Regions from separate parts of the Mus musculus genome. Here region 2 is linked to region 1. A link is a loop called in an ENCODE intact Hi-C map of the cell type or tissue named here. Cell type or tissue: heart. All regions are shown on one strand. Each heading gives the region's core, and the rest is flanking DNA. Links, peaks and the distances in the headings are about the cores only. Region 1 holds the start of Lncpint (long non-protein coding RNA, Trp53 induced transcript). Region 2 holds the start of LOC115490343 (a long non-coding RNA gene).

The links. Hi-C counts contacts between places; a loop is a spot of excess contacts. Peaks named below come from ENCODE experiments on the same cell type or tissue, not always from the same donor. Only the 100,000 strongest peaks of a DNase experiment are listed, where the experiment ranks them.
Region 2: it touches region 1 in a loop (3-fold over the local background); 4 of 42 quality-filtered maps call a loop at or near these places.

Annotation. Positions count from the first base shown.
Region 1 is chr6:31,208,709-31,224,580 of GRCm38, reverse strand. Lncpint (long non-protein coding RNA, Trp53 induced transcript) reads left to right here and starts at 6,107. Exons shown (of 4, transcript NR_110471.1): 1 at 6,107-6,507. 2210408F21Rik (RIKEN cDNA 2210408F21 gene) reads right to left here and starts at 4,230. Exons shown (of 6, transcript NR_040262.1): 1 at 4,062-4,230. In heart, for the core only: CTCF peaks have their summits at 8,055 and 11,145; DNase peaks (open chromatin) are centred at 6,160, 7,170, 7,740, 8,050 and 2 weaker places; H3K4me3 peaks cover 3,417 bases; H3K27ac peaks cover 2,365 bases; H3K27me3 peaks cover 3,844 bases.
Region 2 is chr6:31,359,957-31,375,828 of GRCm38, reverse strand. Mkln1os (muskelin 1, intracellular mediator containing kelch motifs, opposite strand) reads left to right here. Exons shown (of 3, transcript NR_040300.1): 3 at 8,237-8,944. It overlaps LOC115490343 (a long non-coding RNA gene), which reads right to left and starts at 7,025. Exons shown (of 2, transcript XR_003956274.1): 1 at 3,335-7,025; 2 at 1-1,147. In heart, for the core only: CTCF peaks have their summits at 5,734 (motif pointing right) and 7,091 (motif pointing left); DNase peaks (open chromatin) are centred at 2,988, 4,478, 4,898 and 5,208; H3K27ac peaks cover 1,431 bases.

The DNA of each region.
Region 1 (15,872 bases), core at 4,595-12,594:
CTCCAGCTCTCTGGTCCTCCCAAAGCAGCTACACAATCATCTAACACCCGCAGCTCCTGTTGCTTCTACCTTCTATTCTGTCCCTGCACCTGCCCTTCCTTGCCTTTTTCAATGGTGTTGCTATGACTCTTCTTGTCCTCTACACCCTCTCTTTTGGGGGATTCCATGAACAACTATGGACTCTCACTTACTCTGATGATGCTAACACAGATGTCTCCTGAGTCTCAGCTTCCTCTGGTAAGCAGCACCCAGCTTCGCTCTGATATCCCACAGGCACTTCACCTCAGTAGGTTTAAAATTAAGCTAAGGTCCTGCTCTCTGTGGCCTACTTTTCTTCCTAAGGTCTCTCTCTTGGTGACTGATACTCCTACTATCCTGCCATCCTGTCATCCTGTTTACCTAAATCATAATTCTCCCACCATCTCTCAATCATGCAGAGACAATCAATAATCAGAATCACTTGCCTTACTTATTGAATCCTTTCTCTCTCTCTATTTCCTTTCTTGCTGCCTTCGTTTAAGAGGTTCTCCCTCCCCCTTTTTTTCTTGTGATTCCGAGACAAACTTTTAACGAATCCCCTGGCTTACAGTGTCACTATCAAAGTATGCCACTTTCTAAAGTGGCCATGTGATTATGTCAGAGTGTTCCTTAAAATGAATTAACTTAAATTAACCCAAGTTTGGTTCCCAGTACCCACACGGTGGCTCACAACTGCCTGTAACTTCAGCTCCATGGATACCTAACACCATCTCCTGATCTCCTCTGGCTCCTACATTCAAGTGGTGTACATCCATACACTCGGGTACACATAAATACGCAATATATATTAACCAACAGCTTTCTACTGGCTTTAGAGTAATCCCAAACGTCTTTGAAAGACAAAGCCTTTCACTACACAGAAGCCTGCTTATCTTTCCAGACTTCTGCTATGCATTCATGTGATGTAAATATTTGTGGAGCATCTTTTACTTGCTGGACACCATCCTCTAGGCTCAGCTCCGTGAATGTGCTTTTTAAATCTTAAATTCTTGACATACAGTGCTTTGAGTGGGGTGGGCCTGGAATATCCCTCCCTTTATTATATTTTTCTGGTTGGTTTGCTCACTTCTGTAGCTAAGCACCTCCTTTGAGTTCCCCTGTATATGTCATCTCACTACTGTATGACTGACTGTGTTTTCATGTGCCTCCTCACGGTAGAAGATCCTGCAGGCCATCTTAGCCGTGTTTTATTGATCCTTGTATTTCTAGGGCCACAGCAAGCACTCAATAATGAATTGAGTAACAGAGTTGGGTTTCAAAGTCAGGACTTTTCTTTCCAGCACAAATCTCATATTTCTCCACACTATTCTTTTTAATGTGTTGAATTTGAGGGGTTCTACATTACAACTGGGTGTGTTTCTATCTGTTGCTAATTAAAGCGTGCACAGATAGATGTTTGGCTTCATCAGGATCCAATGGATAACTGTTTTTGAATATCCTTCCTCCATCATCCCTCCACTTTGATGATGGAGGCATTAGGGGTTAATTGCATCTGGAGTTAACTGAGGTCTTTAGTCTCACAAACTCTTGCACCTTTCAGTCTGTTGCTTCTATACCACTACAAGACGAAGAGAGAAGAAATGCATAGGAAACAAGGTAGATCTTACTTATGTGGCAACTGACATTAAAACTCAATGTATTAACAATAAATCACCTTTTACATGAGCACCCCACACCCCAAATTCCCAATCTTTATAGCTAGGCATTAAAGGCTAGGGGCTGGAGAGAAAGTTCAGTGGCTAAGAACACTGGCTGTTCTTCCAAAGGACCCGGATTTAATTCCCAGAGCCCACATGGCAACTCACACCTGTCTGTAACTCTAGTTCCAGGGGATCTGACACCCTTATGCAGATATACATGTCTTTTCACACAGACAGGCATGTAGGCACAACACCAATGTACATTTAAAAAAAAATCTAACAGCTAAAAATTAAAATTGAAATCAACATTGAGATCTCTAGAAGCTTCCATTGGGATACGGACATGCAAAGACCCAAGATGGCTGCCCTAAGCTCACCTCTGTGCACCGAAGTGGAAACCAATCTTTCTTCAATGCCATGTGTGCTTTATTTTTCATCAAACAAATTATCTCCATCAGAACCTACTTATTTACATAGTCTTATCTTTCTGCTATTGCCTTGGTGATATTCTTGTTATAAAGAGGAAGGAACTCGAAGCAAAAATATAAAAAGCAAGGCTGCCTTATCAGGGACATAGGGGAATCAGTAAAGGAGACATTTAGTTCACAAGGTGATGGGATTTCCTATTTGTAAAGTAGCCTCTCAGTCACACTTTGTACTCTCCGGGCCACAATGCCAACCCACGCTTATTTGTCCTTCCTGGGCCTGGAATGAATTCAATTCTACGCCTTATTTAGTCAAATGATTCCTCCAGCTTCAATGTGTACTTCTGTATGCTTCATTTTGGAAACATCATATTTAAATATTTTCTCTTCTTGAGTTTGTTTTAGTTCCAAAGCTGGGGAATGAAGTTTCTTTTGGGGGGGGGCAGGAGGGGGGATGGGTTTTTCTTGCTTTACATGTTAAGAATGGCTTTCTCAAATGGCTAATAAAGTATCCCAGTAGTGCCTTAACCCTCCTACAATGACGTTTTCCACGAGAATTAGCATTTAATTGGGATAATTTGTTGTCAACGGAAAGCAAAGATTCCTTTCCAAGAGGATCAGCGTGATAATGTCTTACCAGCTAGAGCACAGAGACCAAATATAAACCAGTTCTGAGAAACAGGAAGTGAACCTGACTGGTCTAGTCTGAGTGTCCCTGGCAGTGACGCAAATACAGAAATCAAATTAGGAAAACAAGGTATGTGGGTGTGAGGCAATCGATAACAATCCAGGATGCTACAACATAAGCAAAGAAGCCTTCAACCAAATGCCGTTCATTTTAATAACACCCCGAGCAGTTTGATTTCCCTGGAACGCACTGGTGATTAGAGAGCAGGGACGAGCATGAGTTCCCTAGCAACCGCATGTGCTTTTGAGACAGTCATTAGCCTTTCCGTTAATCCCCTCAACCCCTACTTCTAAATGTACGACTGACATTAAAACGTTCCAGAAAGTGCTTCTTGAGATTTCCAGGAGGGACATGGAAAGGAACATAAGATAATAATAATAATAATAATAATAATAATAATAATAACAATAATTGCTGTCCTGAGAACTGCGGGCAGGTGAAAGAGCAGTGTTCCTATGTGCCCAGCCTGTCTCTACAGTTCATTGCTCTCAAGTCTAGGTTTCCAATTCCCCTGGGGGGCGGGGGAGGGGGGAGAAGGGGCAATGGAGGTGAAATTGTCGGGAGTTTAAGGTGGTCTCCTCTTGCTACCTGGAGCAGTATTGTTGTGTCTCTCACAAGCATCCCTCTGAAGGCAGGGTGAACCCTGGAGTGTACAGGTGGCCATTTGTGTAGTGGCAGACTGACTGACAGCTTGGATAGGGCAACATATACCACATTTTCTTTCTCCTTTAAGCCCCATGAATTACCTTGGTGGAAGGAGCTGGTGAAGAAGGGAGGAGGGTGGGCTTTTTCCTATTGATTGTTTAATTGCACCAGAGGCTGCTTGTCTAGGGCCACCGGCCAAGAGCGTTATTTTTGTGGCTAAAGTGGGGTTGGGCCAGTTTCCCAGCCTTTCCCCTAGATTTGAAGAAGACAACCCAGAAAGTCCAGAAAGGCTAGAGGAACCTGGGGTGTGTTGGCCTTTTCATTTCAAGGGTGTCCTACAGCGCCAGGGCTGCTGGGATTAAGTTCCTGCAACCGTGAATCATTGCCTTTAGATGGGTCCTGAGTTCGGGATCTACAACTCCACCCACCGTGTGGCTAAGGACAACTGTCATTAGGCAAATAGTTCTTGCTGCTACTGGCAGACCAACTCTTCTATAGCCTGGGCTCCTATTAGTCGGACACTTGACTCCTTGGGGCTCGGGTAGCTCCTAGCGGTCCCGCCGTCCCACCTAACCCCCCTGCGCGCTCCCTTCCCAAGGCGACCACCTGCGCCTCCCCACTTACCCTCTGCCCCGCGGGGAGGGCCCCTCAGGGTAGCAGAACCCTCCCTGCTCCCAGGCGGCTCAGGGGGAGCTCGGTGTTTGCCTCCAGCCCTTCGCTACCGAGGATCAGGTTCCTCCCCTCCTCCCCCTCCAGCTCCGGCCGCCGCCGCCGCCTCCTTCTTGCATGACACAGCAGAACCGCAGCTGCAGCAGCAAGTCCAAACCATCCGCCCAGGAAGCGCCGCAACCAGGGCTTGGGAGGAGCGGATGGGGCAAGGCAGGGGTCTAACCCAGGGGTAGTCTTGGACCCACTTTCCACCATAAACTCCCTCTTTGCCCAGGGCAAGCCGACAAAATGTGGTTCAAGCTGACCAGGCCGAGCCGTGGAGGAATGCTGGGGTTCGCCCGCAGAAGGGATGGGACCAGAGAGGAGGGGTAAAGGAGACCCCAGTAAAGGGCAGGCCATTTCAGGTGAAGAAAGGTAAGAGGAATCTGTGAAGTCAAGGGCCAGGCTGTGGAGGAGATTAAAGGAGGTCAAAGAGAGGTAAGGGGGTAAGGTTGCTGAGAAGAGAACCAGCTGCTTCTTCCTGCTGCTGCTGCTGCTGGTGGTGGTGGGGTTAAGTATTTGGGAAGGCCTGAGCTGGGTACATAAGCAAAGAGCCTGAGCTGGGCGGTCCAGGCAAAAGAGGGTTAAAAGGATGAAAGAATTAGACTTGAGGTTAGAAGGCCATAAGGATGGGTGTTAGAATTAGAGGGAGACCTAATGCATTCATAAGTGATGGAGAGAGACGGATAATCAAGGCCAGGCCGGAATGTTGGTCCTCTCCCATCCCACTCCTCAGTTACTGAGTTAGTGTTTTCTTATCCTTTTTCCACAATTCTGCCAACCCCGTTTTCCTTATAAAGACGGAAAAGTGTGAACCAACAGAAAAATAGCAATTTAATCATAGATTTTACTTATAGGATGTTTTTCCATGGTACATAAAAATGTAGAGACAGAGAATTGCGATTCGAAGTAGACCCCCCCCCCCACACACCTTGCACACACATACATTGCAAGTCATTAAGACTAAGGACTTCAAACTTAGTTTCCATACATCACTAGACACGAATAAGCCTTTAAACGCTAATACTTAAGTTAAATGCTAGCAGTGGGGACAGAATTGGTGGTTTGGAATATCAGGAAAATGCACGTTTGCGCTCTGTCCACACACACGCATATATATGTATATATAATTTCTAGTGTGTAGCATGCACAGTATGATTAAGGGATAAGCATGTTTCCCTGATCATCTTATTTCCAACCAAGCACGCATTTTATGGCAGTCATCTTGTCACCATTTGGAAGAATGTGGTCAGAAAAGTAGTGCCCAAACTGCCACTTTGGTTTTGTCTGTACCTTACAGGTCATGGCTTCATACCTCACTTCCTGACACAAACAAGTTTTTACTGTTGTCAGCAACAAAGCCCTAATATAGCCGCGGAAGAGAAAAACTGCCTTGCATTTTGCCTCTTGAGAGCATCATCAACAGTTACCGGAGGAATGTAATTCCAGAAAGCTCCGAAACTGGTAGTGATGGTAATTATGGACCAAATGCCCGGTTCTGGTTGTTATTTTCTGGGCATTTCTGTTCTACCAACGATCTGCGAGTGAGCTCACTGAGAGGGCAAATCTGGCTTTTCTTTTTGACTTTGTAAAATTTAATCAGGCCTGATAGGGAACTCACAGCTCTTGGGGGAAAATAAAGTAGGAACCACGAAATGTCATTTTAACAGAGCGTGGGCTTGGTGACTGCAGGAAAGGATTTAAGGACGCTCCTGTTCCGCTTGCTGTGTAATGAGCACTGGCTCCACGCACGCACCGACGCCATAGCTCCCGGATGCAGTGGCTCCCTTATCTGGGCTTTCGCAGCGCCACAAGCCCCTTCGGGATGCTTCGAGGGGCTCCTGGTGGGTGGTGGTACAAATGCTGCCGCCGCCGCCGCCGGCGGTCCTGCTGCTGTTGTTGCTGCTGCAGTCACGTGGGAGCCCCTTTAAGTTTCCATAGAGAGGCCTCTCCGGTGTCACATGATGGACATGATATAATGAAACAACATTGTGGAGAGGAAAGCATTAGGGGAGCCCACGGCTACAAAACAAGTGAGAAGAGGTGGGAGAAAGAGAAACTACGCCACCTCCTCTGCAGCCGAGCGCACGCAGCAGCCTGGCGTGACAAGTGGGCGACGCCAGGGACAGAGAGTGGGGGTCCTCCGCCCGCTCCGGGGACCCTGTCGCCCACCGTGGTGCGCTGAGCAACTTTTAGCCGGCAGCCCCGCACCTGTCTCAGAGTCCCCATCGCTCCCCACCAACCATCATGGGAAAATTCTAGAAGAATACGCTCTCGGAATCTACGTGCGCATCATTTTCCTCCTCACTCCAGAGGAAGGAACCAGAAAAGAGAGCAAAGCGGTGTAGTGTTCAGCCTCAAGGTAAGTTCTTTAGGGTGGGGAAAACGGGTCCAGCAGGACTTGGGGACAGGATTTGGTGCTCAACTCCCACCTTGGGGGTGGAAAAAGCGTCCCCGCACTCTCGGTGAGGCAGATGGGTTGGCGCGTCATCTGTGCTATTTTCCCGGTGGACTCTCTTGACGTCCACCCTCGCAGTCCCCGGGGCCCCCTTACGGTCCCCCACAAGGGGCCTGAGGCAGCGGGCCAGGATGCTCGGCGGGTGAGCGAAGGAAGGTAGGGTTGCTGCGTGAAACGGGCATGTCGGAGCTATTTCGCCATGTTTGTGTTGCTAAGAGCACTTTTTTTTCCCCTTTGCGGTGGCTTGATGCCACATGGCTCCTCCGGAGCTGCTGCCGGGTTGAGAGCGAGTGGTTTTTTTTTTTTTTTTCAATGTCCGCATTCCAGCTAATGTTGCGCAGATAAAATTCAAACTTGAGGTAAACAGACGAAGAGGAGGAGGAGGAGGGGAGGGACCGGCGGGGGGGGGTTGGGGGGGGGGAGGGAGGACTGTTTCCATTTCGAGATCCCACCTCTTCACTCAGAGGAGACCAACATCCCGAACCTAGAGGCAACTCATGCATGGCTCCCACGCCCCCCCACCTCGGCCGTCAACAAGAAGTAAGGGCTGGGGGCGAGCGGTTGGGAGGGACGCGACGTTTTGGTTCTAGGGGGAAGGTGGGGGGAGAGGCAGCCCCTGGGAAGCCGGAGCTTTGACTTCGGCTATTATTTTGGCGGAGGGAAGCAGGATGCGTCCTCTTGCTCTGGAGATGGGGGGTTGTATGTCCCCCCTCTCTATCACTACCTAATCGTGTTGCCTCACTCCCCCCCACCACAGGTTGCCCCCACAGGCGGGATGGGTGGGGCTTTGAGGTTCCAGAAGGCAGGTTACCTAGCAGGTGTGTAGGGTGGGCATTTGGATTTGGTAAGTCGCTTGGATTTGGTAGGAGACCATGGGGGAGGCAAAGCGAGTGCGTAGGTAGAGCTAAGTCTAACGCTTATGTATGGGGGGGGTTGCTTTTAAAACCAAGAGAAAAATCAAGACAGGTCCCCCCCCCCCAATATGTCTGTTTCAGCTCGCAGCGAAGCTGCTGCGTGAGTGTCGAGGACGAGGGCGAGCTTCGTCATGTGGCACACACTGTAGGCTTCTGACAGCTTGGAGCTATCTACCCCCTCCCGCGCGCGCCCGGGGCGGAAGGTGTGGGTTGGGTGGTCCGAGGCGGGTGACGTCCGAGGCGGGGTGGGGACAAGACTCCGGAGCGCCTGGGTCCGCAGCCACGGCTTGCTCGGCACGGCGTGTCAGGGAGGAGGCGGCCACGTGAGGGGTCCGCGGCAGCTCGCGAGCTGAAGGCTGGGGGCGAAGTGCGTAGCAAGAGTCGTGACGGGGGTGACACGCAGCCGCCGTGGCCCTTTGCTCACTGCCCACGCAGAGCCGCGCCGCGGGTGGGTGCGCACTCACGCGCCCGCTCCCGGGAGACCGTTTCCGGCTCAGGGCTCGAGCCCGGGCGGTAAACAGGGTGGTGCCCTCTGCCCTCCCGCCCCCGGCCGGGCGGAGGCGCGCGATCGTGGCGGACGAGCTGCGGTGGCGAGAGCGCGCGCGAGCGGGCGAGCGCGCGTCCCCGCCCGTCCCGCCTCCTCTGTTTTTGTTTTGATGGAGCCCGCGTGCAGCTGGCGCGTGTCGAGTCACGTGCCGCGGCCGCGAGGTGGCTGGGCGCCGGCGACCGGGACACGGGGGAGGGTCGCAGACCCTGAACAGTTCGAAAACTACCGCGAGGTACAGTCTTGTGGGGCTGGTCGCAGTTGTTCCCCTGGAGCAGTATTTGGGTTCGTCGTCACAGCATCCCTGCCAGTCGGCTGTCCCCCCCACCCCATCCCCTCCGGGCCGGAGACTCAACAGAGGGATCGAGCAGACCGTCCTCCCAGGTGTGTTATGTTATATCAGTGGACACAGAAGTACCTACATCTAGCTCTTCATCCAGGCTGCACGGTGTAATCAACCCCAGAGCTTTAGAATTAATCCCGATACCCACTCTCATAGCTAGGGAACTGAAATCCAAATAGAGTCTGGACTGAGGGCCATTTTCTTCACCTCCTTCTTCTCCAGTAATTGTGACGCAGTAAGAATAAAAACTGATAGGTAGCCAGCTTGGTAGGCTAGATGTTGAGTCATCTGTATTTACGCATCGAAGAATGAAAAATAGCCCCAATAGTTAACATGTCGGTCTCTCACTAAATGGGGCCTCTATGTGCCAGACAGGATGACTGCGCAAACATGGCGACAACCTGGAGGAGTAACAGTTTTTACTTTTGGGGGAATGGAAGTACAGGAGGTTCTGGCAGAGGTGGAGCTTGAGGACTCCCTGACGGGAGCTCATGGGAGCAGGCCCCAGAGTTCATATTTGAAACCATTACTCCGGGTTGCTTGAGAGACCTTTCACCTTTGCGAACAGTTTAGGAATAGTGCATACTAGCCCGAGGGCCCGAATTTCTGTACATGGATTTCTGTTGTTACAGCTTTATCTGGAAAGGTTCCCTTGTTTGAAAGGAGAACCACCTTTTGGTAAATTCACTAGTGCCTTCAGGCTACTGATTCTAGTATTTACTGTGGGGGGGGGGGATTTTAGCAATTTGAAGTTAACAGGTGGATCCCCTCATACATAGTATCTTCATGCTCGTTGTCATTTAACATACGTGTAAACTGAAGAAGAGTCCAGAGGGTGCGTCTGTGTTCCATCTATGCTCAATAAGTAAGGACGACATGATGGGCCATAGTTTGGATGTGGACAAAGTGCCCCCATTGGGTACAGTGTCTGAGAAGTTCTGTCGTGAAAATTTTGGAGGAAGCACACACACTGGATTATAGAAGCTTTGCCTTTTTTTTTTTTTTTAAACAAACGTCCCTTATTCCTCCTTGGTTTTGTTTCTCATGTGATCTTGATGGGAACCTTAAGATGTGGGGGTTCCGGTACTTGTTTGGAAAATGTGGTTGTTGATACCTTCGGGTGATACCAAATAACACATTAAACTCAAGTTTCTCTCCAGAGTTCTAATTCTAACAATCTTGTGACTATTTGCATTATCATTGTTGTCTTCTGTGGCCTAAAGAGCTCTGAATATGCATACTAATGACTGCCACCAAATAGCATTCGCTGCACAGTGGGCACAGGTAAGTATATTTGAGACCAGGGTTTAAAGGTTAGTGTTCACATTCCTTGCAGTTTGGTGAGCCGACGATCTTGAAGACCCACCCAGGCCAGCACATCATAAATGTGAACGTTGCTGGTCTGGAATAATTAATTGTCCAGCCACATGCTGTGCTCTTCCCGTCGATCCTGGTGCCCTCACCACAAGTGACACCTTTTTCTTAAGCATTGTCAGGCTGTTTAGGTACTGGTGGGCTCAACTTTCCTAATGCTGCGACACCTTAATATAGTTCCTCATGCTGTGACCCCTAACCATAAAATTATTTTCATTTCTATGGCATAACTGTAATTTTGCTGTTATGAAATGCAATATGTGTCTATGTTTATCAATGGTTTTAGCCTACCCCTGTGAAAGGGTGATCCCCAAAAGGGTTGAGGTCCCCAGGTTAAGAACCGAGGGCTTGGGGGGTTCTCGAATAGCTCTGTTAAGATGGCCTTTCTGCTTCTTGGTTACCTCCTCTTCTTGAAGAACTTGTTCTTAAAAACCTTATTTATATATGTGGTGTTTGGTCTGCATATGCACATCTGCACACCAGAAGAGAGCATCAGATCCCATGGGGCTGTAGTTAAAGACAGTTGTTAGCTACCATGTAGGTGCTGGGAATTGAACTCAGGGCCTCGGGAAGAGTTGCTGGTGCTCTTAACTGCTGAGCCATCTCTCCAGCCCCACCTTTTTAAAAAATGTCCTGTAGCCTTTCGCACATCCTTGGCTCATTTTGTCAGACACAGATCATCATACTGTATTTGTCACAAAAAACCAAACCAAACCAAAACAACTGCTCTTCAACGTTAGGAATGATTTAAAAAAGTAAAAAGTATATCAGTGGTACACACCAGCACTAAGTTCTTTCCATTGGTCACCATTGAATTCTCTTTGCCTCCCTCACCCACATTCATTCGGAAGCACCCTTCCCACATCTGGTCCGAGTGGTAAGGTGAAGAGCACACACCCTTTGGTGAGAGATACAGATTATGGCCCCACTAATGCTTGTTTGCGAAACAATAACAACCAATGTTTTTCATTTGTTTTCCAGTTCTTTTTTTTTTTTTTTTTTTTTTTGGCTGAGTGGATACTGCGTTTTCTTACTGATAACACACTGGGCAAGTAGCTCCCTCCCGTTGCCACTTCCCCCTTATTTGGAAAGAAATGATGGGCATTACCAGCGGCTGTGCTTTTTTTTTTAAAGCACAAATGCTTGGTCAGATATCATTACACTGTAATTTTCAGATGGGGTATACAGAGCTACGTGAGAGCCCCTCAGCCCTGTGAGGCTTTCTGAGATGAAGATGAGATTTTTTTTTTAATCTTTTGATTTGCAGTATGTTACGAGATTGGGGACCTCAAGCCTCTTCATGTTAAAAGGTGGCTTGTGTGACGCAGAAACTGAAGTTGGAGTTGCTGCAAATGTGGGTAGATAGCCACTAGTGGCTCCTTAAGGGACAGCATGGAGGGCTTGCTTCTCTTAGAGTCTAAACATGGAACAAGCAGACATTGGAGCGAAGGCAGTGTACCTTTAAAAGAGAAGTCTTGTTGATTCTAGGGCATTGGCACGAGTGCTTCTCATTTCTAGATCCTAGGTACTTGCTGGTGACACTTTTTTTTTTCTGACCTGAATGAGGCCTTCAGCTAGAGAACATCTGTGTTATTACATAAGCTGGTCTTATACTGTATGTGGTCTCATGGTCTCCCTTTCAGGAGCAGAGTGAAGAAGTTGAGGATAGCTATAATGATGAGTAATTATTTACAAATGGAGGGGAGTAATTGGAGCATAAACCAAACGACTGCCTCACAAGCTGAATAAGGTGGTGTTTTGTTTTGTGTTTTAGTGTGCTGTAAGGAGACAGGCAGGATGTATCTTGCTGACGGATACGTCTCCGGTGCTTAGCACAGTGCTTCGCATCAGAAGCGCTCAGATATTTATTGAGTAAGCCCATCACATCATTTCAGGCCCAGAGTGCAGGTTGAAGAGCAGAAGAAAAGACAGAGGACACAGTTCTCACGTCATTCTTGACGCCACGGTTGTTCCAAGGCATTCTGGTCAAGCGTGACCTTGATTTCTTTCCCGTAGCCCTTACCCTTGTTTGATGACAGAGTAAAAGTGAAGTCATGAGATGGGGTGTACAGGTTAGGAGGAGACTGTATGCACACGGAGAAAAGCGAGGATTTATTCTGATTGTGTGGTGAAGAAAGTAAAATTCCATGCATTGAAGAGCTTTGGTTATTTGGCTCATGAAAAAAAATATATAAATAAGTATATGTTAATAATTCTGAAAAGAAGAGTGAAAATACCATCCTGGCATGACATTGAGAAAACAATTTCAGCATAAGAGTGGGAATGAACCCTTCATTTTATAATCTCTAAGCCTCAGTCTTGTGCTAGAACCTTGGAAACTTCTCCAAGTGGATATTTAAGGTAGAAGCAGAAGCAAGTGTTTTTTTACGTAAGTAACTACTAGGGGATATTTTTATTAAGAAGGCCTAGGATATGCCAAACACATTTAAAACGAGCTCGAAGGTGGAAAATCCCGACATCCTTACATGTGAGCCAGTCTGCTGGGGCTGCATGACAGTGCAGCTGCCGTGCACGCGGTAGTGTCTGCAGAAGATGGTACAGAAGTCCACTCTCCATCTTGTGTAGCAGATGGGCCCACTTGATGCTGTGATGTGTGCCTGAGGTTTCAGCCTGCATTTTTTTTTTCCCATGGCTTCTAGAATTCCTGATGTCAGGGCCTGTCATTCACTATGCCCCACAGTGAAAACTAATTTTACTATAAAATAAGTGCAACACAAGGAAATACAAACCTGTCCCTCGAAACAAAATCAAAAGGCATGATTATTCCTATGTGAAATGTGAACTGAGGCGGGGGCAGGCAACCTTTTTCTTAAGGAATTTCTGCCTATTTTTGTGGCCTATTTTAAAATAATTCTGGAGTGAATCTCTCTACAGGGTCTGACTGTGAGCCCCGTGGATCTCACTGTGTAAACCAGACTGGTCTGCCTTTGCCTCTGGAGTGTTGGGATCGAGGGTGTGCATCACCACGCCTGGCGGAATCTGTTTGAGGGGTACAAATAATAACACATAAATAAGTGTGAGCTCCTCAAACTGTCAACCAAGTGTTCCAGCAATTCCTGCTGTTGCCTTAGAAACAAAACCAAACACTACTGAGAGCAACAGAATTGAACCTAGCTAAACAAATGAAAGGAAGCCTTTGATACTTGATGTGTTCAGAGGTCAGTCATGTGTAGGCTGCTTTTTTAGGTTTTCAATATAAATTACTCAGCATAAATAACTTTATATTTGCCTGTGTCTACATATCTAGTGATGCTGTTAGATTGGTAACAGAATCAAGATGCATTTTGCCTATGAGAGCTCATAGAACTAAATGGATTCAGGTGCAGCGTTAAAGAACCTTGGCTTTCAGAGAACTGTTGACAGTAAATGACCAAGGTTCATCGAAGAATTTAAGGAGGCTGGGTGTGTTTCCAATGACCATTCTGGCTGGCAGGAGGCTCACAAGTTCAAGGCTAACCTACATCATGAGACAGTCTCAAAAACAAAATTGAATATGAGGAAATGTTTGGCTTCGGTTCTTTGTGGAGTTGGTTACATTGGACCCGTGGTTCCCAAACCACAGAGGGCTTGTTAGAACACACATGATTGGCTGCCCAGACCATCTGACTAGGAAGGCCTTGGATTGGGTAGGCTCACTAATACACTAATATATACTTGATTCCCAGGATTGCTGGTCCTGATGCTTAGAGGACCACACATGGAATTAGGTAGTTTTTTTTTCTTCTCCTTGAAGATTTTACACACACACACACACACACACACACACACACCCTCACACCCTGATTATATCACAACCATTACTTGAATTCTCCATCATGACATTTTAAAATTGCCATATGGTAGTAATTATTACTCTTTGACAAATTTCCACGTTTTCAGAAAACCTTGGGTCTATTCAAACTCAGATTAGATATTCCTGAGTAGCCCGAGAATTCTTAGTAAAGATACATTAAAATAGCCAGGTCTGGTGGCCCATGTCTTTAAATCCCAGCACTTTGGAGGCACAGGCAGGTGAGTTTGAGACTAGCCTGGTCTACATAGTAGCAAATTCCAGGACAGCCGGGGCTACTTAGATCATGTTTTAAAAAATATTTCTGATTTTAAATGTCAGTATTGTAAGCAGCTGATTAAACTTCCATGTATTAAATACTAACCAGTCACCTTTTTTTCTTTTTTCTTTTTTTAACATGTGTGGGTATTTTTCCTGCATGTTTGTCAGTATACACAGTTCCTGAGGAAGCCAGAAGAGGGTGTCAGAAGCCAGAGTGTGCCTTGCAACTGGAGTTACAGATGATTGTGAGCCACCACGTGGGTGCTGGAAATCGGACCTCCATCCTTTGGAGGAATGGGCAGTGCTCTTAACCACGGAGTCAACTCCTGTCCAGCAAATTGCCTTTTAAGATCGAGTGGCAGTGCAGTGCTGGGGCTCACTGAAAAACAGTGGGTCTAGCACACAGAGTGTATTTCTAGTTGAGGTTATATAGCTTTGGGTCTGTATAAGACAGTGATAGCAATGACACAGAAGTCCTCCGAGAACAGGGGACGCAGGGAAGAGCATGTGCTCAGGAACGAGATGTGGTATGTGCAGGATGCATAGGAAGCCGGAGCGCAGTCATGAACAGGCTGTGGGCACAGCAGCAGTTCTGTGGCTCCTAGCAGCCCGTGGGCAGAAGCGAGGGGTCAGTCAGGGATAACGGTCTTAAAGCAGACATCACAGTGTACTTGGGACTCTATGCTGGTGCTCTCATATGGCTTCTAAGAGGACAGGAGCTCTGGAGACCTTCCAAATGATGACCAGGTGAGTCAGGGTCTGACATAAGCTGAGGTAAGCAGGGAGAGTTCAGTGGAAGGAAGTGGTTTCCATTGGAAGTCGGTACAGCCTCATCGGAGAGAGAAACCAAATGGGATCTACAGGGAGGAAGGACCGGTGGCAGTGATGGGATCCTTCAAGATTTTTAAACACTTTACTTAAAGACTTATTAACCGGACTAATTATAGCAGCACAGGCTTCTCTGTGAGGAAATAATGGCTGTGAGCTTTCGTTTTCTGTGACTGTCACCACGTCCTGTTATTTAGCTCATGTCAGACTTTTTTCATAGTTCTGCTTTGTCAGAGTCAGTGCTTATACTTTTAGATGGCTTTGATAATCACTAACACGTTTAAATCAGATTTCTGGAAGTTAGGCATGTTGCTTCTTCCGGAGTGTGTTTGATGAATTCGTGTGGGCCATAGCGGTCTGCAGCCTCCAGACTGGCTCCACTCTGCACGAGATTTAGGTTTATCTTGAAATAGTATATTTTGTAACTGCTCTTAGGAAATACTGAAACTTAGACTCTTAAGAGCTGATTTCACACACACGTGACTGATTTTAGGCTTTCATAGATAGAGCTGTAGGCATGAATTTGTTTATCATGTTGAAAAGACGTGCTACTGAGATCTACAGTCGCTTTTTCTTGTGTTTGACACTGGGCACGGAGATGCAGTTCTTTATATGAATCTTTAGATTTTATTTTGATTTGAGCCAGGATCCCACACTTTAGCCAGGGAGTCTCTGGAACTCACTTATGTAGCCCAAGCCACCCTTAAGTCCTACAGCAGTCCTCCTTCTGTCTTAGGCTCCTAAGTGTAAGAATTATGAGCACAAACAACAGCTTGCTATACACAGCTAACTCAGAGTCAATTAAGTTTGTGACAGAAGTTTAATTTCTGGGATAAGCGGACGTGAGAATGCTGGGACCTGGAATGTCCGTTGCCATGCCTGTTGTAGGGTTCTTCTCCTGGCCCTTCCTTGAGCGTCCCTTTCCCCCCTTCCTCTAGAGCACTGGTTTTTCAATTTGTGGGTCTGCCCACCTTGGGGATTGTTAAACAGCCCTCTCCCAGGGGTCACCTAAGACCAACGGACAACACAGATACATTCATAGCAGCAGGACTGGCGAGATGGCTCAGCAGTTACGAGCACTGACTGTTTTTCCGAAGGTCCTGAGTTCAAATCCCAGCAACCACATGGTGGATCACAACCATCTGTGATGGGATCTGACGCCCTCTTCCGGAGTGTCTGAAAACAGCAACAGTG
Region 2 (15,872 bases), core at 2,689-10,688, 150 kb before region 1:
TACGATTTACCAATGGGGATGGGTTAACATGCTGCTTTCTTAGGGCCTAATGTGTCCCCTGAAGGAAGCCACCCGTTTTAGTGGCACTCCATAATCACAGGGCCCGGAGGGAGGTTCTTGTCTTGAAAATAATAGAGAGACTCAAGCTAGAAGACCTCATGCTATTCAGTAGGCACTTAGGAGCAGCACAGGAGAGTTTGGCTGGAGAAGGAATATCGGTGATGTTATACAGTCATCTCAGAATAAGATAAAGGGACATGGAATCTGGGGTTTACTTAGCATCTACTGTATACTGAGCATCATGTAAACTCTACAACATGAACTGACTATTTTGATCATCCACATAGAAAGGGCAGGGGAACTGAGGCTCAGAGAAGATGAGGAAACTGCCCACTGCACACACGGGGTGACTTACAAGCATAAGTCTGCCTGGCTCCAGAACCCATGTTCCTACCTCACTAGTCAACGCTGTGTAGGATTCATCAGATATGGGATATAAATTGTTATTGCTCCTGCAGCTTTCAAAGGACTGTTTTCCCTGGGTGGTTCCGGTTCTGAGGCTCTAGTGCTTGTGGAGATGCAACGGCATTTTCTACCCCATCCATCTCTCCCCGAGTCTATTCCTAGTGTCTCCCAAATTCTCAGTTGCCCATCCTGTCTCACCATGACTGCCTGTGACTCCCTCTGTTTGTAGCCCAGATAGCCCTACAACCCAGAGCTGCTTCCCCACCCTACCCCTGCGCCTGCCCCTCTACCACGGAGCAACCAGGCCCAACAGGTACCGATGCAAGTTTCTAGCTTCTCTGTACTCTTCAACCAAGGTTAAAGGCTGTGCTACAGCGAGTTGGTTGTAGCTGGTGAGGAAGCTAACAGTGGGAACAGGTGACATGACCCAGCATGTGAGAAAAGTGATTTCTAATGGAGTGAACGTGGACCACTGGGAAACAGGAAAGGGGAAGGCCCCGAGAAGGTGAATTCCTTGTCATTCCTCCTCCCAAGACCTTATCTGAGGCATGGCTTCATCCTGTAGCAAGGTACTATTGTGCAAAGCCCCTTGTGCAGGCATACCGTCTGTCTCTCTGGCAGACCTTGTCTTCTTCTGCTTCCCTTTTCCTCTCAACTCGCCGCTGCCCCAGGATCTCATCTCCTAAATAAAACATTGGCTTAATGTCTCAGTTTGGGTTCTGTTTTTCTAGAAAACATAAACTAAATAAAATATTCAAGTTCAATTTCTCTTCATAGGACCACCGCTTCTTGGATTCGCTTGAGTGTGTTCCAAGAGATAATAGCTGATAATGATGTCATACATATATACATACACACAAAGATAAAAATAAATCTTAAAAATCATGCTGTCAGTATCAGCACGCCGAGCGGTATTTGCATATTTCCCTTAAAATGTGAAGTTTGTTTGAAAACAAAGTAAAACTATTGAATGAGACCTTGGTGCTAAAAGGAATTCAGAGCTGGGAACTCATAACTGGCTTGCTCCTGCATGCCTCATTTCCTGAGTGTCTCACAGGAGCCTTCCCTTTGCCAGGTTTGGACCCCCACATTCTCACTCGGACTATTATAATTGTTTTTTAACTTTTCTCTTTGTTTCCACACTGACTCCTGCCATCAAGTAAGTAGTCCTGGTTTTTTTTGGAGACAGGGTTTCTCTGTGTAGCCCTGGCTGTCCTGGAACTCACTATGTAGACCAGGCTGGCCTCAAACTCAGAAATCTGCCTGTCTCTGCCTCCCGAGTGCTGGGATTAAAGGCGTGCGCCACCACGCCCGGCTGTAAGTAGTCCTAAGATGGATTTTATCTTGCTCCCCATGTTTAAAAACCTTTAGTAACTTCTCATCCTTCTAAATCTACTCTTTGATGATGCTGGGACAATAACTGTTGACCCAGCTGGGCCCCTTTAAGGGACAGGGTGTGAAATAAAACTAGAGGGCATCAGCACTGAACTAAATGGCACATGGAAGGCCGGGAATGGTGGCACACGCCTTTAATCCCAGCACTTGGGAGGCAGAGGCAGGCGAATTTCTGAGTTCAAGGTCAGCCTGGTCTACAGAGTGAGTTCCAGCACAGCCAGGACTATACAGAGAAACCCTCGAAAAACCAAATAAATAAATAAATAAATAAATAAATAAATAAATAAATGGCACATGGAAGATGACAGCCACGGTCAACGGTGGCAGACACCAGGGCGGCAGCAGATGGCATGGGTGGAAGAATGAAATAAAATATAAAATAAAATAAGAAGCACCATGGAGCAAGGCCAGCAGAGGTAAGAGTCATGACAGCAAGACACCAGCAGGATATAGAAACAGCACTTCATGCTGTTTCAGCATAGCTTGTGGTCCCCTGAGTTTAGCTCTGTTGAAACAATGGCATTGCCTCTTGAGATTTTTATCAGCCCAGATCATGGCAGGAACCTGAAGTCATAATCAACTGAGGCTTTGAAAATCAGGTGGTTAGGACATATCTACAGGGCATAGGCAGAGTTATGGGTAGTTAGGGTGCTAGGCACTAGCAGAATCGTGTTAGTAGAAGCCAGGGATGAAGAGAAAAGGGAACAGAGTCCCAGAAAGAACAGGAAGTATGGCAGAACATGGCTATCACTGCTAGTGATCATGAGAGCACCCTGCTAAAGACGGGAGCCTCACTGCCTCTTCCTCCTCCTCTCTGAGATTTACTAATGTCTCCCATTCGAAAGCCCAAGGGTTAGCCAGAGGACAAAGGAAGCCAGGTGACATAGCATGGGGGTAACAGATTATCAACTACAGCCCAGGGCAGAGAAGAATATAGTCTTCCCTGTCCCCTAGTAAATGTGCACAGCCTGATTCCAGAACCCAATGGTACTTACTGCATTCCATGGCAAAAGTCGTGATTTCAGTTGAGGGTCATGAGAGGGGAGGCTTAGCCCACAATCTGGGTGGGACCTTAGTTCAGTCACACACATTCCTACAGGGAGTAGCAGGGGGAGGTTTACAACGTTGGAGGAGTCCATGTGACCACAGAAACAGATTAGACTGGAGTGGCCAGGAACCAAAGAAAGCCTGAGGCTATCACTAACTGGAAGAAACAGGAGACCGATTATCCCTGCCCCCTCCAAGCCTCAAGAGACTTTGACCCTGCCCAAACCTTCATTTTAGACTGGTGGCCTCTAGAACTGGAAGAAAAATAAAATTCTGTTGTTTTAAGTCAGCCAGTTTGTGCTAATTTGTTACAGCAGTCACAAGAAACCAACAGAGGCCAAATGGACACCAAACAGCACAGAATCTATCCACCTCAAACGGCACAGTGATGGCCACACTCCTGCTGGCTGGACACTCTTTGACCTACCTTTTATATTCCATTTGGAAGTTCTGCTGGGACCATTCACACACCTCACATCACGGCTCCCAAATCACAGCTGCCTTCATGTGCAAATGTCTTTTCTTTCAGAGAGGAGGATAACCTTCTTCAGAGCCGTCTCTCACACCTTGGGAACCCTCAACACTCCTCACATACTTCTTTAAGCAGAGTGATTGGTAAATGAAAAGGAAAACTTCCAATTGCCCATCTGTAAATGGAAAATAACAACCACTAACTTGCCTCTCGGAGGTAATGGTGGCAATGTTTCCTGAAAACAGTTCCTGTACCTGTAGCAGAAGTGATCTATCTGAAACACATTCCTACTAGAACAATTCCTTAGGAAAGAAATTACATTTCATTTTAGCAAACCCTGTATTCTACATTGAACTGAAACGGCCAGCATTTCACCCTAAGGAAGAAGAGGCCAGGGCTAATTGAGAAACAGAGGCAGGGATAGAGGGGGTATGCAATGGTAGACTACTTGTTTAGTGTGTTTGAATTCCTGAGTGTGGACAGGAATACCTGTCCACAGCACTGAAAAAAAAATCAGCAAGCACGCAGTCAAACAGACAAAATAAACACTTGAGACAGAAATACAAGTGCCAAGAAACCTTGACTCATATGATAAACACCTATTAAGGAACTATGATGCTAAAATACAGTCTATAGATGCTGAGGAAAAGCAATAAGGCATAATCCCAAATAAGCAATTATAACAAAATATGATGTTATATATGCTTGTGTGCATGTGTGTGTATACATTTGTGTGTATATGTATATGTATGCAGAAGGATGTCGGGGGTCTTCCTCAATCCCTTTCCACCATGTAGTACTGAAAAGGAGGGAGGGAGAGAGAGAAAGAGAGAGACAGAGAGACAGACAGACAGACAGAGAGAGGAGAGAGAGGGTCTAGAGAAAGGAGGGGGGTCTTCCTGAGACCCCCCCTCCACAGCTCCAATGTATGCCTTTTGTAAGAGTGAAGTGCTAGGGGATCAGAAAGAAGGGAATGGCTGACTCTAGAGACAGGAGTCTCACTCCCAAGGAGCCACTTTGAAGCTAGTGTTTTAGGATTTCACCAGGCAGAGGCAAAGTCTGGAACATTCCAAGACCAAAAGAAACAAGGGCTTGTGCAGCTGCCAGCGAACCACACCCTACTCAGTCCTATTGTATCCGCAAAGGTCTATTTTTACCGCTGTCCTCACAGCCACTTTTTAAGACAAAAGGAGAATGTGGACTAAGTCCCTTCTTTGCAATCTGGTATTTTATAGATCAAAGAAAGGAGACTCTGAAGAGGGAATGTGAAGGATGACTTCTGGTGAATCCAGAATTCTTCCAAGGAGTAGAAACTCGGGCTCTTCCCTTTCCTGGTTTCTTGAAGATTGAAGAGAGGCTGCCTTAGTGTGGCAGTAGCCAGTCCTTCCGAGCTCAGAAGGAAACAGGGGGAATGAGGACATCTCAAGCAGAGTCATTGCTTTGTGACAAACGCGCCTTGGCCAGGATGGAGGGCCCGGCTGCTTCCCCTCTGCTGACCTTTAGATCTCTCTACCGACAGCAGGCACCACCCAGCCTCTCTTCCAGTTGAGTCCTGCTAGGCCTCTGAGACCAGAGCTCGCTGCTTGTGAGTGGGAGGGAAAAACCTCTCGGGAAAGCAGCCAGGACAGAAGAAAGGTCAGCAGACACAGGGGGCGCTGGGGTCTCTGACCTCTCTGTGGAGCATCCATAGGGAAGTGGGAAACTAGAACCCCAACCTCCAGGTCCGCATCCCTGGTCTTTGTTTTCCCAGGAAGCTTCTACCTTGTAGACCCTGCCAGAAGGCCCGCGGCATTTTCATGAAGCAGCAATAACAAGGACAGAGCGTTCTAGCCTGCCGGAGCCTGCTGGCTGGTCACTCTTTCCACTGCCTTTTGTTTTCACGCATCGTTCCTCTCACTTGCGTCTCAGATTCCTCTGGGCTTTGAAAAAGCCACACAGTGACACCGCCCAGCAGGCTGCCAGGCGGCTCTAAAGGGTACCCTGTCCTAAGCATCGAGAAAGGGACCAACCACCTCCTGTCAGTGTAACTGGCAAAGGTAGGGCTTTAAGTTCCACCCTATGGACTGGCAAATCACATCCTGCTGTCTTTCAAATGCATCTCCAGTGCTGGGTGGGTGTGGTGGTCCATAATTCTAGCTCTTGAATGGCTGAGGCAGGAGGATTGCAATTTCTATATCACCTTGTCTCAAAAACAAAACAAAACCAACAACAAAACAAACAAAACCCCAACCAAACAAAAATATGTATCTGCAAGGTTTGCAGACCTTTCTTGATGATCTAAGCACAGCCAACATAGATGTGTCTGTAGGCAGTTCAGTATGAACTCTCTCATGGTTCATGTGCTAGCACTTGGTGCCAGCTGGTGGCGCTGTTTTGGAAGATTGTCAAACTGTGTGGCAGGAGCTATAACTGGCAGAGGTGAGTCTTTGAGGGTGGAGTTTTGAAGGTTAAAACCCAGCCCCCTTTCCTATTAAGCTCTCTGCTTCCTGGCCAGCCAGAATGTGAATAATCTGCCAAAGCCCAACCAACAGCAATGCCACGGTCTCCCTTCCATAACGGGCCATAGTGCCTGAAACCATGAACCAGCGTAAATCTCCCCTCCCTTAAACGGACACTGTCAGGCATGTAGTCACAGTGACATACAGTTAACTAACACCCACGTGTCAATGCGTTAGGCTGTTGTACATACACACATGTGGGGGAGAGAGGATCTCCACCCATCAAACATCTGAAACCTGTTTCCAATTTTCCTCTTAAGCTATGCTATTAGAATCTATGAGAGCCCCAGGTAGATGTTTATTTCCTAATAATTACATGTATTCATGTAGCGGATGTGGGCCTTAGCACAGGTGTGGTGATTAGAGGACAACATGAGGAAGTCTTCTCTCACTGTGTGGGTCTGGGACATGGAACTCAGGGTGTCAGGCTCACCAGCAAGGTTCTTTGCCCACTAAGCAATCTCTCCAGCCTGATGACTTTACAGACTTGGTGGCATTGGTTCTCAGCGTGGAGCAAGAGACACTCTCATAAATCATTGATGAGAGAGGGGGAAAAATATGGTTAAGCTACTACTGTGCAGAATAGCCTCTAAAGCAACCTGGTAAAGTCAAAGGTACATATCAATTTGGGGCAATTTCCATCCTAATCTATACCCCAGACAGACTCCCATATGTGTCTCAGGAGACATACTCAAGGATGTGGGTGGCACGAAGAACTGAAATCTAAAAAAAAAAAAAAACAAACAAAAATAACCACCACCACCAAAACTATTGACATAATGAATTTCTACTTCTGGGAGCCTAGAGTGGAAAACAGTCATACAGCAGGATAGTATTATTTTGGTACTCCATGGTATAATATTAACATGTTCTTAAGAACAGATTAGTTCTATTAGTGTCACATGCATAAATCTCAAAGGCATCATGGTGAGAAAAGGGGCTGTAGAAAAATATGTATACTGCTTATATGCATGCTTAACACTGCAAGCTAATATTCTGTGTAGTTAAAAGTATCTTTAAAAGATCAGTTACTTCTGGAAAAGCTGAGATGCAAACGACTTTGGAAACCAGATACTTAGTTTATTTAAAAAACATTAAGAGCTGAAGAGATGGCTCAGCACTTAAGAGCTCTGGCTGCTCTTCCAGAAGACCTGGGTTCAACTCCCAGCAACCACAAGGTGGCTCACAACCATCTATAATGGGATCTGATGCCCTCTTCTGGCATTCAGGTATATTCAAATAGAGCACTCAAGATTCATAAGTAAATCAATTTTTAAAAAATTTAAAAGGTCAGGAGTTGGGGCACACACCTTTCATCATAGCATTTGGGAAGCAGAAGCAAGCAGATTTCTGTCCAAAAACAAAAACAAAAAACCCTCATAAATCCTGGATAATGGATATATATCCTGCAAGTGACTCAGAGAAACATGGCCAGAATAGCAAAAGGTTCTTATACAGTTCATAAACTTCTTACTTATGAACAATAAGCATCTGTTTTATGTAGTGGCCATCTCCATAAACATGTACACCAACGAACCCTGTTAGAAATGTGTGCTTTCAATAGTGGAGAAGCCATAGAGGTTCACTCACGATGCCCTCCAGGTGCCCTTGTGACCTTCTGGACGCGAGACTATCCTGAAAAGAATCAGAGGTACAGTGGGGTGAGGATCGATGCCGAGCCACATGTGGATATAATTATAACCATACCCCAGAAATTCCCAACTCGGGCAGAAAATGAGATCAAAATGCTAATGCAGTTGTCCTTCTGTGACCCAGCACCTGGGAGCATGACACAGCAGCTCTGCAACGGGAGACTGGCATCTAGATTTTAAAGGGCTTTCCAAGAAATTCTGATGACCAGCCAGGTTTGAGAAACAGCAGCCATCTCTGGTTATATTCTACCAGTTTTCAAAGAAATTGGGCAGGTGCAAGTAGAGCGAGGAAACAAGAGGAGAAAAAGGAGGCAGACAGGAAGGAAGGCGCGCAGGCGGGGAGCAAGCCTTTGACTCTTCCCCTCCCCCTCCAGGCTTCTCCATCCCTGAAGCGTCTTTTCAGAATTCCAACTTTCTGTAACATGCATTTAGCAGTTACCAACTTCCTTGTTTGCTCCTAACATGACTTCCGCGTATCCGTAAGTTTAACCTATGTCATAAGCATCTTAGAACAGCCTTGCTTTTTCTTTAGTGTCTAACACAGTGCCTCAGGGAGGAAGCAGTAACGAACCATAATTAATAACACATCAAGTTCAGAAGTGTGTTAAGGTAAAAAAATAAGTGCGTAATATTGACTGTGTTTTTATAAGCTGACAATGACATCCAATGCAGCTCCTATCAAAATCTCAACATCTTTTCTTTTGCAGAGCTTGACTGGCTGGTTATAAAAGTCACATGGAAAGCCCAGAAGAGGCAACACAACCATGAAAAAGATCGAAGGTGGAAGACAAGTATTTCCCAGCTTCAAAACCTACAGTAATCTTCCTACGGAGACCAGCAAAGAATTGATGGTATAGGAATAAACCACATATTACGGTCAACTCCAGACAAGGCACCAAAGGAAACTTGATAGGAGAGAAAGAACTATGTTCGTTGTTGTTTGGCTTTGGTGCTGGGGTTTGAACCTCATGTGTGCTGAGTAAGCACCCTACTACTGAGCTACATCCTTGTCCCTCGGTTTTCACATTTTATTTGGACATGGGGCCTTACTAAATTATCGGTGCTGACTTTGAACTCATTCTGTAGCTTGGGTTGGCCTTGAACTTGCAGTGCTCCAGCCTCAGCCTCCCAATTAGCTGGGATTACAGGACTTGTAGCATAGGCCCAGCTAAAAATACCCTATTCAAAAAATGGTGCTGGGCCAGCCAAGTATCTATGTGCAAAAGAGTGAAGTTGACTCTCTTCAGCACCGTACTCCTCCCACCTCATCCAGGTGGATACAGTGTATGTGTATGGAGATGTCACAGTGAAACTCATTGTTTTGTACTCTAATTTAAAAATTCATAAAATACCAAGTCAAGATGAATCACTGACCTAAATGTAATAATTAAAACTACATTTCTTTTTTTTTTCTATTTTTTTTTAATACAGTGTCTTACTGTGTAGCCTAGCTGATTTGGAACTGTTATATAGAACAGATTGGCTCTGAACTTATGGCGATCCTCCTGCCTCTGCCTTCTGACTGCTAAGATTATGGTGTATGCTATAATACTTGGCAAAAAAAGAAAACCCTTAAAATTCTTCTGGAATGGAGATATAGCTCAGTGGTAGACCACGTGTCTAGGATGTGGGAAGGCCTGTGCTCAATCCACACGCAGATAAATAAATATCTCCCTAGAGGGAACAGAGGTGCAAGGGAATCTAAGCTATATCACCAAAACAAAAGTGTCAAAATTAACACTAATTGTTTTAAAAGATTTATTTATTTATTTTATGTATGTGAGTACACTGTCACTGTCTTCAGACACACCAGAGGAGGGCATTGAATCCCATTACAGATGGTTGTGAGCCACCATGTGGTTGCTGGGAACTGAATTCAGGACTTCTGGAAGAACAGTCAGTGCTCTTAACCACTGAGCCATCTCTCTAGCCTGACCAATTGGGTTTTAAATGTAAAAGCTTTTCTGTTTCACGGGCCAGTGAGACAGCTCAGTTGACCTCACTTCAGTCTTCAGAACCCAGAGTGGACAAAGAAACCTGATTCCCAAAAGTTGTCCTCTGGTCTCCATATGTGCACCATGGTGTACTCCACATGTATACTTAATAATAATAATAATAATAATAATAATAATAATAATAATAATAATAATAATAATAATGTTTGTGTTTCAAAGGACACCATCAAGAAAATAAAAGGGCAGGCTGATATCCATGGGAGGACTCCCCTTTTCTGAGGAGAAAGGGAGCACTGACTGGAGGATGAGGGGTGGGAGATGGGAGAAAGGAACTGGGAGGAGAGGAGGGAGGGGAAGATGCAATCGAGATATAAAATAAGTAAAAAAAATACAACACAAAAATTTCTCTTTGTTTTAACACATAGTACATCAATAATGCTGTGTATAAGACTGCTGTGTAGAAGTCCACTAGCCTAGTAGTAGAATAATTAAATTGTTTTAATGTTGCTTTGGAATTCAAAGAAGAAGAGGATGAAGAAGAGGAAGAGGAGGGGGAGGGGGAGGAGGAGAGTACAAAGAAAAGGGTAATTACAGAATGGAAGATAAGCCTTTTCAGACACCTGACAAGAACCTTATATCCAAAGTCCATAAGCCTATCAAAACTCTATTATAAAAAAATTTAAACATCAACAGGAAATCTGAATAAACATTTATCAGAAAAATGAATACAGTGGCCCTTATGCATGGAATTGCTCAGCACCATTAGTAACTAGGAAAGCACAAGTCAAAATCCCGACACAATCTTCACACCCACAAAAATGTCCATGGTAATCCCTGCTGTTGGTGAGGATATAAAGAGATCATTGTCATATAATGCTACTGAGCATGTAGAACCGAACAACGAGTGTGGATACTCCATGGTCGTTCCTCAAAGTACTGAGGTACACAGCCACTGGGCAGTTCTTTCCTACAAACATCTATACCAAGAGACATGAAAATGCTTATCCAAACAGATACTTGTACATGAGTGCTCCTAACAGTGTCTGTGTAGTGGACAGAGGTGAAAACGACTCATGTTTACAAATTGAAGAATGGATAAACAAAATCTGTTACAACCATGTAAAGACATACATGGATAAGTGCTTCAAGTGGGAACAGCATGCTAAATGAAAGAAAGTGGCCACAAAAGATCTCACATCAGGATCCATTCATGTAACATATTCAAATGCAGAGAGGCAGAAAATAGATTAGTGGTTCCCCGAGGGTAGGGGATCGGCAATGAGAGATGACACTGATGAAACCAAGACTTCTTCAGGGGTACCAGAAATATTCTTGGATTGAGTAGTTGCAATGAACATACCCATCTGTGACAATACTTTTAGAACACTAAGCTTATATTTAAATAGGCAGCCTTTACAGTATGTAAAACATATATCTCAATAACTACAAAGGAAGTAAACCCCAGATAACCCAGATTTACATTCTAGCTCAGTTACTGGGGTGAAAATATCAAGGTCCTTCCCCTTCGGACCTTGGCATTTGTTGGTTCACTAAGTAGTTGCACTTCACTGTGTGAGCTACTTTTCTATTGCTGTGATAAGACTCCACGGACAAGGCAATTTATAAAAGAGAGTGTCCTTGGGCTTACAGTTCCAAGGGGTTAAGAATCCTATGACACGGAGTCGTGGCAGCAGGTGCCAAACATGGATGCAATAACAGCTGAGAGGGCCTATCTCCAACCACACACAGAAAGCAGAGGGCACAAACTTGAAATGGCTTGTGGCTTTGAAATCTCAGCATTCCACCCTGCCCCTGCCTCAGTGACACACTTCTTCCAGAGAGGCCACACCTCCTAAGCCTACCCAAACAGTGCCACCAACCTAGGGCACCAAGTATTCAAACATCTGAGTCTATAGGGACATTTTTGTTCAAACCATCCCAGTTGACTTCACATTCTTTATGTCTCCCTCATCCCTCCTCCATTGTCTGTGATTGTCCCTGTCCCTGTTTATTATTATTGTGGCAGTGAACATTTGGTTCTTAGTTGGTGGCTGTTTGGGAAGGATTAGGAGATTTAGCCTTGCTGAAGGAAGTGTGTCACCAGGGTCAGGCTTTGATGTTTCAAAAGACTAATACTACTCCCAGTGTGTTCTCTGCCTCCTGCTTACAGCAAGATGAGATCTCTCAGCCAGCTATACCTACCAGCTGAGCCATCTTGGACTCACCCTTGAAACCATAAAACTCAATTTCACTGTTTCTTTTGTAAGTTGCTTTGTTCATAGTGGTTTTTTTCCTCACAACAAGAGAAAAGTAACTCCTACAATTATCAGTCATCCTGTTTTATTTTTCTTAGAGCATTAGTCACTTCCTGAAATCATCTTGTCTATTAGTTTCCTGTCCCTTGTTTTTCCTCTCTCACTAGAACATAAGCTCTGTGAGAAGGGTCATTACCTGAGCAGTTTTAGCAGCCACTTATGTCAGCGGTACTACCTGAATTACAGGAAGCATTCGATAGTATTTACTGTTTGCTGCATGAATGGAAGGTGGATAGCCATCAGGCTCCCCTGAATCTCTCTAAATCTTCATTTTTCTAGTGACAAAATGTCATCATCATCATCATAATTGCACTTAGCCCATAAATAACAGTGCGTGCAAGACACAGCTCATTACGGACATTCAATAATAAACATGAATAGTGATTTTGTTATGATCCCCACAACTACCATTAACCTATAATTAAGATGGTCCACAGGACAATCACAGTCACCAGAAAGGAGATTTTCACTGGGTATAAATGATCGAATCCCTTCTTCTTCCCTTCTGGTGGCCAGACTTTGCCTTCAAGGCTCCGAGGATTTTGGTTCCTCCTTGAATGAAGGTCGATAAATAATAGCTACAGTTGTTACAGTTTTTTTTCCTTCCTTTTAGGAAACTTGGGATCTGGAAATTGAACATATGGTATAATGTACCTAAAAATATTCTCTACCATTGAGCTACATCCTGGGCCAATAGCTGTAATTATTATTGGGGTTATAAAGAAAACAATGAAGAAGGAGGAAGGACAAAGAGAGAAAAATATGAAATAACAACACCTCCTCTTAAGTAAAAGAATGGGCAGATCTTTTATCTGTTGATAATAATGTAATAACTTTTTATCCATTTGTTCAGTAGTTTAGTGACTGCCCTTTGAGTACAAACACAATAGCCACTTGCTGTTTGACCCTCCTTGTTGGATTAGAAAAGCCAGGCTATGAGGTCAGTGAAGCAGGCTTGTGTAGCAGGTGAGGAGCACAGAGGCGTGTGGAAGCAAGTCATGCAGATGGCAAGTGACATCCACCTACTGGCCGGCGTGCACTTCCTTAGCGGCTCTCATTAAAAGTCAGGGAGAGTCCCAGAGATCTACCTTTCGCTGACTTTGGTGAAAGAAATGGTATGTTACCGTGGCATAGCCATCAGGGAAATTATGGCCCTGCTCCAGGAACAAGTGACCCTGAGGACCTCTGTGGCTTACACCAGCAGCTGACATGTCATTCACGCCTCTCTCTCACCCATCAGCAGTCCGGCTGTGGTGCTGCTCCGCTTTGTCTTCACTCTGAGGCCTGCTCTGAGGGAGCAGCTGCTATCTAAACCATGGCGAGGGAAAGGAAAGACGGTGTGAAGCTGCCCCACAGGGATGCACCTCGCATCCATGACCTGCATTTCATTGGCTAACAGTGGCATGGTAATGGGTACCATCTTCCGCTGAAAAAGAAACTTGGAATATTCTGAGACAGGGGATACAACCTACTGAAGATGTCTTCACCAGTTTTAGAACTTGGTGGGGGAAAGGCTTCACTTTTAAATTTTAAAATGCCCTTTCAGGTAGGGAGGGAAAAAAGTGCTTATGAGATGCAAATGAAAGTACCGTGTCATGAATTATCATATATAACACGAACATTAGAGTCTAGATACTGAAAAATATACATGAAAATGCAAATGAAGGCATTCTTTCAGAAGTCGGGCCCTCAAGAGAATACAGTTTAGATGACTTCCTTAGACCTCTGCAGATTCTTCCTTGTCCTCCTGGACCATAGTCACAGAGTGATTCCACGGATTTCCCTGAGGACTGAGGGAGGCATCTGTCTGTCAGGAAATTAGTGCCTGTGCAGCTGATGGTCGGTCTGTTGTGTGCTGGGGAAGTGCAGATTCCTGACTCCAGCCTTGAGGGCACTGATTTCTGGGAGGTGGGTGTTTGTTTACCAGTGTGTATCATGGCTGTGTAAGAGAACTATGGTGTTTAATGGCTGAATTATGTGACCCCCCCAAGCTAATGCATATTGAGGTCCTAACCCCCAGTACCTCAAAAAACAATATTTACAGATATGGGCTTTTAAGAGATAGTTAGGTTAAAATGGGGCTTTAATTTAGGGTGGGGTCTTAGTCAGCATGAGGCTATTCAGGGCCAGGGCTGAACTCAATGGTAAAGAGCCTTCCTTCCATGTGCAGGGACCTGGGTTAGAGTCCCAGCACTCTCAAACAAACAAAATATTAGGAGAGACCATGTGGGGATTCAGCGAGAAGGCAACTATGTGGCCTAAGGAAAACGCTCAAGCAGAAACCAAGCTCGCTGACACATTGGTTTTGGGCTAGCAGCTTCGAGGACCATGAAGACTTTCTGTTATTTGAACATCTCAGCCTATGCAGTTTTGTTATGGCGGCCCTCTGGACTAACATAGTGGTTCTTTTAAGTATCACACAGAGATGTGGTAGATAGGAAAGGTGTTATCATTCTTCCCCCAGGGTTGGAGGTGACCTCGGGGGCTTCAACTGTGCACAGGCTTAGACTTCTTTGCTTTTCACAGAAAACGTGGTAGGTGTTATCCTCTGGTCCTCCCTGGGCTCAGTAGTTAGTTATCTGAGAAAGCCTTGAGAGAGGAAGGCCTTCACCCTGGTTATCATGCACGGGCCTCTGAAAAGCTCTCACCTTTGGGAACACCCCATTCACCAACCCAAAAGAAGGTCTCTCTAGGGATTTTCATTAATTGGTAGAAATTGATCCAGATGTGCTTAAAACCAGGGGGAAATGTCATTTTAAATGATGCTTAATTATAGAGAACTCTTAATAACATGGAAAAAATGATTATATTATCATTTAAGTGAAGAAATCAGCATGCAAAATTAAACTACATAGACAGAACCACCTTATCTATATAATCAAATGCACAAGAGAAAGACTGACTAGAAATATATGTGAGCATTAGCTTTTCCTTGTGATGACATCGTAGGTTATTTTTGTTTTCCTCTTTATATACCCTGGATTTCTGAATTTTTCATGTTGAGCGTGTGTGAGCTCTATAATCACAAAATAGGCTTATGTTTTAAAGATGGGAAGCTGGAGCAGAGTGAATGTGACCCAGTGCCACAAATGAGAGCATCTATCTCCAGGAGATGCAGGCTACAGAGCTCACAAGTTAGATCCAAATCCATCCGAAACCTGTGGTCCGGTCTCCGCACTTCCATGACTAGGAATTAAACCCCTATTTAGAATAAGTCTCTGAGAGCTCTTCCTCCCCTCAGGTATCTAAGCTCTGCCTCTGAACTTGGGTTCTTCTTTCTTGGATTCAAGTTGGCTATGCTTTTCTTAACCAATGACCCAAAATAACCTTTGCCACCCCCTCCCACATAACTTGCTCCCAACCTTTTGTGCCCTCAAGCTCCCCTGGCAATTGTGGCTTCCATGAGCAAAGTGGCTACAAAGGAATCCTCAGGAAAGAAAGGGGAAGGGGGAAATATTGGGAGAAATGCTTCCAGAATTTTCTTCTCTGTGGTATGACGCTCCTGGCTCCTTCTGGCTTCCTCTTTGCTCCTCCTCTGTAGCTGAGTAGCTACATCAGACTGACTCAAGGGTGACGTGCACAGAGGCCACGCTTGGCTGAACCCCATCTACCTTCCTCTCCTTTTATCTGTTGTTCGAAGTGAGCCTCTCCTCTAAAGCAAGCTTCCTCACCCAGTTTCCAACCTCAGTTTGCAGGAGGCAGTCTTGTTCAAATGTTCCTTGTGATTGAGCCTGACTACCTAGCCATGGAACATGATATTCCTATTAAATCTCACATTGTATCTTTATCAATAATCAAAACTGGTATGAGATGACTACCATTTTCTTCCCAAACCTTAGCATTGATGCTACCCCCACCCATCCCTATTTCCCCCAGCCAAGCGATACTGGTTACTTTTCTATTGCTGCGATACAATATCATGACCAAAAGCAACTTGAAGAGTTTCTTTGGATATTTGGTTCCAGAGAGCTGGAGAGGGAGTCATGGCAGGAAGCATGGCATGGACATAGGAGCAGAAAGCTGGCTGATGACAGTCATCCACATCCAGGAAGGAGGGGAAGGGAACAGTAAAT